2 separate regions of the Homo sapiens genome follow, and region 1 is linked to region 2. Evidence: chromatin contacts called from ENCODE Hi-C or POLR2A ChIA-PET data. All regions are on one chromosome and are shown on one strand. The core of a region is the stretch at or near the end of the contact, and the rest is flanking DNA. Distances in the headings are between cores, read along the strand shown. Region 1 holds the start of FGFR2 (fibroblast growth factor receptor 2). Region 2 has its middle 140 kb from the start of FGFR2.

Region 1 (3,568 bases), core at 971-3,470, 140 kb before region 2:
ATTAGCAACACCATTCATGGGAGGCCATTGACGAAAGGGGTTCCAGCCACTTGAAGAGGGAAGAGAAAAGAAAAAACTGTAAAGAGATTATTTTCTCATTCAGAAGCCTCAGTGGTGTGAAGGTTTTCCTGGATGGTCTGAGGTCACTTGAAGACTAAATATGGGGACATAATTGATTTTTTAAAAATAATTCTAAACATACTTCCCCCCCCTCCTCAAAACTGAAGAGTTTCCTGTTGTGGTCTTGTGGGTTTCAGTCCCTTATATATGAGCCCTCTTTAGGGAATAAGGAGCTTTTGATAGATTGGTGTCTTTTCATTTCTATAAAAAATACATTCTGCAAACTGTGCCTGGACATGAAAGTAGGTGTTCTTATTTGTCATTTTCAGCGGAAAGCTTCCTTTCCATTCAACATGCATAAAGCTATTGATGAATGGGGGATAGGGACAGCGGCTTCCTGCACCATTAATTTATGTGAGAATGTGTTAACAGCATTTTCAATGGCTGATGGATGCGGTGTAGGATGGGAAAGGAACTGTCCTGAGACACTCGAGTTTCCCATTGGTGGGGAATATAAAGATGTAAGTGGCAACCTGCGAGCAGGCAGACACGTTCAGCTGCATCCCTTTTCTGAGAACTTGAAAACATACTGCTATCAGAACAACCCGTGTGGGAGTGAATGGCTAAGTGTCAACCTGGGCTGAGGTGTCCGTTAATGTATAGGCTCTGGGGCTAATCCAGGTTAGAGGACTTGACCAAAAACATACCCTCCCACCAAGCATATAGAGGGATAATTTTGCTTAAGAACCAGTTTTTATTTTGTTGCTATCAAATTTCCAAAATACAATGTTATAGCCTTTTGCCTGAGGCAGTTAAATGGATTTCTTACTTGTGTGGCTTTTAAATAACTTGCATAAACGTTTTCTGTGCTATATTTGTGAATAAAAATGATTTTCTAATCATGTAGCACCTTGAAAAATATTTTTGTAAATGTTATGAAGGGTGCAATGTTAGTGACACAGGTGCAAATATGTTTCTAAATCCAGGAAAAGTCTGTTTTCCAAGTCAGGTTTGTTCTCAATGCTTCATCTATCTTCAGGCCTCAAAAGGATTCTAAAGCATTTCTGGGTTTAGTGACCTTTTCTAAAGAAAAATAATTAAGGTTTTAATCTATATGGTCTTGAACTTAAGCACGGCTGCTCAGGAGCTGGATGAATAAGGAGGGAGAAAAAGCATATTTAAAATAAATTATTCCGAAGACACGGCTTAGTGAAAAGGTAAATGGACATAGGAACTTTAACCAGTTACAGCTTGGTGTGCAGTTGAAGAATCAGATTTTGCATTTATGATTTTTAATCTAAGATTCAGAGGGAGGAATTACTTTGTTCAAGGTCTATTTATGGTAGAGTTGTCTTTAGACTCCTTTGAATTTCTTTTTATTAATCCAAACATATATTATTAAACACTTTTTTTTTTTGATGCAATTTTGGCTTTTTCTGAGAGAGCCACATTCAAAGTCAGGCTGTCCTAGTAGCCAGCTGTGTGGTCCTAGGCAAATTACTTAACCTCTCTGATCCTGTTTCCTTATCAGAAACTGGGAATAGTACTCTGCAGGGTGGTTGGGCAGATGAAATAGAATCACCTATGTAGTGTGACCCTCCCATAGTAGGGCCTCCATTAATATTCAGTTTTTTCCTCTCATTTCTATTGTTTAGAAGGACAGAAACATGCAATGTCCTGCGAACATTTCCAAGTGGCTTCCTCTCCTCCAAAAGCTTCAGCTGCCTGGCAACCCTCCCCGCAGTATCAAGCAGGCGCATTTTAAAGTCTCTTTAGCGGGAGGGCAGGGTTAGAGCCTTCGGTCATTTGTTTTCTAACTTGACATAAAACAACGTAACGCAGTCGCTCAGCGAGCCGTTGGCCAGCCTCGCTCGCCCGGGGAGGAGGGAGGAGGTGGCGCGGGGCGCGGGACCAGGCCTTATTCGGAGGCTGTCGCTGCATCCCTACGGCCGCATCGCGGCCGAGCCCTCGCCTCCCGGGCCGGTGTCTCCGGCTGCTCGGAGGCGTCGGGAGCCGCGCGGGACTCGGGGCGGCCCGGGCGCGCGGCGCTGATTGGCAGAGAGGGCGCCGCCGTCCAGGAAACGGCTCGGGTTTCAGTGGGGGCGTGACCCGCCGCGAGGAGGCGGGGGCGGCGGCGGCGGCGCGGGCGGCGGCTGGAGGAGAGCGCGGTGGAGAGCCGAGCGGGCGGGCGGCGGGTGCGGAGCGGGCGAGGGAGCGCGCGCGGCCGCCACAAAGCTCGGGCGCCGCGGGGCTGCATGCGGCGTACCTGGCCCGGCGCGGCGACTGCTCTCCGGGCTGGCGGGGGCCGGCCGCGAGCCCCGGGGGCCCCGAGGCCGCAGCTTGCCTGCGCGCTCTGAGCCTTCGCAACTCGCGAGCAAAGTTTGGTGGAGGCAACGCCAAGCCTGAGTCCTTTCTTCCTCTCGTTCCCCAAATCCGAGGGCAGCCCGCGGGCGTCATGCCCGCGCTCCTCCGCAGCCTGGGGTACGCGTGAAGCCCGGGAGGCTTGGCGCCGGCGAAGACCCAAGGACCACTCTTCTGCGTTTGGAGTTGCTCCCCGCAACCCCGGGCTCGTCGCTTTCTCCATCCCGACCCACGCGGGGCGCGGGGACAACACAGGTCGCGGAGGAGCGTTGCCATTCAAGGTAATCGCCGCGCAAGACGCCTCGGGGAGCTTCGCCAGCCGGGGACGTGGGCGCCACGGGAGCCCGGGACGCCGGGTGCACCGTCCTCCGGGCGGGGGGCGCGGAAGGACTAGCATTGTGGAGGACGCTCCGTGTCCTCCCTCTGTGGCTGCATAGGTGATGGGGGAGGTGGGTGCGTGCTGACGGCCGGCGTTCTGGAAGTTCTGCCTCTGCTACCCCCATCCAGATGCTGACATCTGCTTCTGGCGTTGACGCCCCCCTCCCTGTCAAACCCTGGCGGGCGCATTCCCGCTGACTGGGCGCGTTTCTCCGACCCCAGAGCAGACGGGCGGAAGGTTCGCCTGCCCGTGGCACAGCCCCGCAGGCCGGTTCCCGGGGTCATCTCCGAGGTGCCCCATCCGTGTGTCCTGGGAACTTCCGTACCATCCAGGCCCTGCGGAGACCCCTTTTTCGGGAGGGGGCCGCTGGGGTGGGGCCGGTGACATCCCGTAGGGGTGGCGATGGCCAGGGGTGGCACTGCTGGGGAGGCGACGGCTCCGGTGCCTGGGCGCCCCTCGCCCGCAGCCGCCGTCGGCGCTGGAGGGAGCGCAGTGCGCCTGGGGCTAGGGGGCGAACTGGACCGACTTTTTCTAGTTCGCCTGCCTGCTCTGCCGCAGCGGCTGGGAGATGTCGAAAGCGCAGGCGAGTTCTAACTTGCGCGCTCATTTTTTTCGGCCACGGGGCCGCGCTGGGGAAAAAAGCCGAGGGCCCTGCGTGGCGCTGGCTCCGACCCTCGCGGACCACGGACCTGGCGCAGGAGGCCCGCTCGGGGACCACCAGCCTCCGTCGCTCTCCTCGCACCCCGCTCCCTTGCAGACCGTTCTCCA
Region 2 (3,675 bases), core at 229-2,728:
ACTCATTCAAGGCCCAGGTCTAACATCATGTCCCTTGGAAGGCCTTCCTGGTCACTTCCAGATAGAGTCAGCACTTTATTCAAATCTCAGTGACAGCATATATCATGATGTATTGTGGTTTATCTTTCTTTGGGTCTTATCTTCTCCTAGACTATGAACACTGTGAAGGCAAATTTTCAGATCTTTATTGCTATGAATTTCTGTCCCCTAATACGGTGACTCAACGCCAGAGGATGCTTCATTAATGTCTGACGAATTCAATAATGCCTGAATAATCATACCTAATATTTATAAAGGGCTTGTCACGCACCGGGCGGTATTTCAAGTGCTTTACATATTTTAATTTTTACAACCACGTTTGTAGTATAAGCACGCTTAGAATTTGATTTGCTCCCGAGAAAACAGAGGCACAGAAAGGTAATGTGAGTTATCCAAGGTCACATAGCCTGGACTGAATTCAGGCCATCTGAGCACAGAGCCTGCTGGTGGCTGAATCCTCACATTATTCTGTTTCCCAGTAAATGAGTCCCAAGTGCCCAGATAATTTATGGGTAGATTTGAGGCAAGAGTCATAGTAGGGCCTTAAACTCAAGATCCATTCCTGGCCCTGAGTTTTGCATCTCAGACTATGGACCAAAAACTAGATGTCTGTGGTCTTCATCTCCTCGGCTCGTAGGTCTGGGTGATCCACAGGGAGCTTGGGTAGGAAGGTTGATAAACTGCTGGTCTGCCTTTCTGAGCAAATCATTTATAACATGAAATCCTGATCTGAACAAACCCCTAATAGGGAAGGTCAAGGCGTCAGAGGAAAAGGAAGGGACACATTAGCCCCTTCATCATCATCATTGTCATCATCATCATCATCATCTCATCACTTTCATTACCTGGGAGTTGCTTTGAGGTCAGAAATAGACTTCACGCAAGAATGAGTTATAGTTGTCTGTACATTTGCTACAGAGCACAGGGATATAGATGAATGACACGGTGTTGCTGAAGTTCCCTCAGGAACACCACTCAGGAGAACCCAGGTAATTACCTCCTTCCTAGAAGATTTGGTTGGAATTCATCTGCCTGGAACGGTTTAGGTACTACCTTCCCTGGAGACAGGGACCTGAACTAGGTCTCTTCCCAAATTCCTTTCACAGGAGCGTAAGTTCAGCAAACAACACCCAGAGTTGACATCTCAAACAGAGGGTCTACGTGGAAATTGGCCAGGCTTGCTAGAGACAGGGCCTGGAGGAGCGAGCCTCACCTGGCTCAGGTGCCGCTCTGCCACTGAGACAGGCACTTGCTGCTTGTCTCTCTAGCATAATTCCTCCCTTACTCTTTCCTAATCCAGACTCCCTGTTTTGGTGATTCAACTGGTTAGGGGGAAGCTGATTCATCTCCTGGCTCCAGGGATGGAGCCAGTACCTGGGCCAGGCCAATGACCAGGCTCTGGCCTGGTCGGAAATGGGCATGTACCCTAAGTCAGTCCAATCAGAGGACTTTTTCCTGGGGATACAGGACAATGAGTGAGACTGTTCCCCATGGAATGTACCCCTGGATCCTATAGCCCTGAAGGCTTGTTAGAAATGCAAATTCTTAGTTCTTGCCCCAGATCCTCTGAATCAGAATTTCTGTGCCAGGGCCCAGGAAACGAGCTTTCCAGATGATTCTGATGAGCACTCAAGTTTGAGAACCAATTCTCTCTTCAGTTTACAGATAAAAAACAGGTGCAAAGACTTGCCCAAAGCCACACAGCTGGGGAGAGCCACTGCAGGGCTAGAACTTGGCTTTGCTTCCACCCACACCCTCTAAGAGCCATCTCTTTGTTTTCATTACATTGTAAAACTATTCCAATGACAGAAATCTCACCTTTTGAAGTTCCTCCCTTACCCAGGCCCTTTACTCCAGGCCTAAAAATAAACGACACGTGCTCTGAGGTTACACCGGGCGAAGCCTCCCTCTTACTCCCAGGCTCATGTGCCGTATCACAGGCTCCACGGAGGCTGCATTTAGGAGAATTTGGAGTCAGCGAGGACCACACAGTGTCTGCAGGGACAGGTCCATGTTTGGCCCAAGAACCAGGGCATACCAGGAGAAGGCTGGTTGCTATCATTCCTGGGGGCAAGCTGCTAGTCTCTCAGCTGGTTCCTGCTGATGGATCTGAACACTCAGTTTGGGTTGCCACCCCGAGGCTCTGCTCCATGCATATGTGAGGGTAGGTTTGTTTTTTTTTGGGGGGGGAGGTGTGTGGGGGGACACAGCTGGTTCCTGGCCAGAGCCGTGGCTCCAGTCTGAAAGTCCAGGCATACCTAAGTCGTCTCCTGTGGCTCCCCAATGCCATATTAGGCTGCCCCCTCTGAAGGGTGGAATCTCTGACTCATCCTCCCTCCCCAACACCCCCTCACTCCTGCCAGTTTTGGCCAAGATTAGAATTCACTCAAATCTGTGGGTTCTAAGGTTTATGTGCTATTTCACTTTGGCAAATGACTCCTTCTTGTTTCAAGTTCGAAAAAAATCCCTTCCCGAAAGGGGCTTTGAAAGGCTTTTCTTGGCGACACAGTGTTTTGGGCAACCCAAAAGCAACGTGGTGATTTCAGTGCCCTGAGTCAGGAAGAAGCCGATTGCATTTCTCAATATATCCTGGGGTTAATGGATGAGAAGCAAGGAGGATTTCGAATCAGAAGGGCAACAGCAACACCCTCCTGCCATTCTTGAGCACACCGCAGGTTTCCAGTGCTGAGCTAGGCACTCTCTGCAGTTTATTAACCCACACCAGTTGTTACCCAGTCCCAACAGGTATGCAAACTTTTTCCCATTTTAAAGGTGAGGAAACTGAGATTCGGAGACATCCCGAGCCTAAGGCTGAGCGGCTGAGAAGTGAGTGAGATGGGAGCTTGGGTCCTGCCCGTGGCTATGCCCCGTGGTGGGCCTGGTTCTTGGGAAGAGGCACGGGGTGTGCTCTGCTACCCCAAGGTGACTGGAGGTGTGTGTTCTTTACACCACCACACCCTGGGATTTGGAAGATGAATCAGTCAGGGCTTTTTGTTGTGGGTAACAGGATAGGAAGTTGAAAATGAGGGGGCAGCTTGAGAATCAGAGAGAAAGCAGGAGAGGAGCGGGGCACAAAGGATGAGAGCCCAGGAGCTCTGAGGGTTTCTTGGCAGAGCTGATGGAAGGTCTCTGACAGTGCTGGTCATGGAACAGAGGCCTCAGCCATGTCCCCTGCTGTTGTCTCTCTGCTCACGATCCCGATTCCAGGGAGAGCAGGTGCAGTGGGCTCTGCTGGGGTCTGGCGCCCATCTCCTGTCTTTGGGAGGGCAGGTGTCTTGAATGACGATCCCATCAGACTGTATCAAAGTGGGAAAGAGGCCATTCCCCAGGAAGAAATCAGGATGTTGTTACTAACAGAAAGAGGGAGGAGAATGGGTGTTGTGTTGAGTGGCCAGAAAGCCTGAAATGTGCATGATACCGGGTGTTGGGTGGAAAAGCTAGAAGTTCTCCCATCCTCTGGCTGTGGGGTGAGACTTTCCTCTCTCTTACATCTAAGAACCAGAGATGCATTTGTAATTGCAGCAGACCTGAAGACATTGCTCTGTTGTAGACTGACTGGTCATTCTGAAAGGTGGCTTTGAGTGACGGGCCAGTTGTGATAACGAGGCTGATAAATGAAAACCGCATAGAGCTGGG

The links. A loop is a pair of places that touch in the nucleus more often than their neighbours do. ChIA-PET counts read pairs that join two places held with the same protein, here RNA polymerase II (POLR2A). Pooled maps may share reads with other maps.
Region 1: a map of ascending aorta shows a loop between it and region 2 (8-fold over the local background). The contact joins the promoter of FGFR2 here to the enhancer-like site in region 2. A Hi-C loop is called at or near these places in 8 of 168 maps with a recorded cell type or tissue (aorta, ascending aorta, ovary and 4 more), 6 of 37 single-sample maps with no recorded cell type and 10 of 50 pooled maps. POLR2A ChIA-PET finds 5 or more read pairs at or near these places in 1 of 52 experiments (MCF 10A).

The regions. Positions count from the first base shown.
Region 1 is chr10:121,597,096-121,600,663 of GRCh38, reverse strand. It overlaps FGFR2 (fibroblast growth factor receptor 2), which reads left to right and starts at 2,220. Exons shown (of 18, transcript NM_000141.5): 1 at 2,220-2,702. RefSeq lists an enhancer at 3,014-3,568.
Region 2 is chr10:121,458,659-121,462,333 of GRCh38, reverse strand. No RefSeq gene overlaps it. Among named protein-coding and RNA genes, the nearest start is that of FGFR2, 140 kb to the left of the region's middle. RefSeq lists an enhancer at 2,539-3,528. Within about 2 kb of position 1,478, at least 4 of the 41 ENCODE cell types and tissues checked have a DNase peak (open chromatin) inside an H3K27ac peak, as active enhancers do; they include ascending aorta and tibial artery, where a contact is called at or near this core.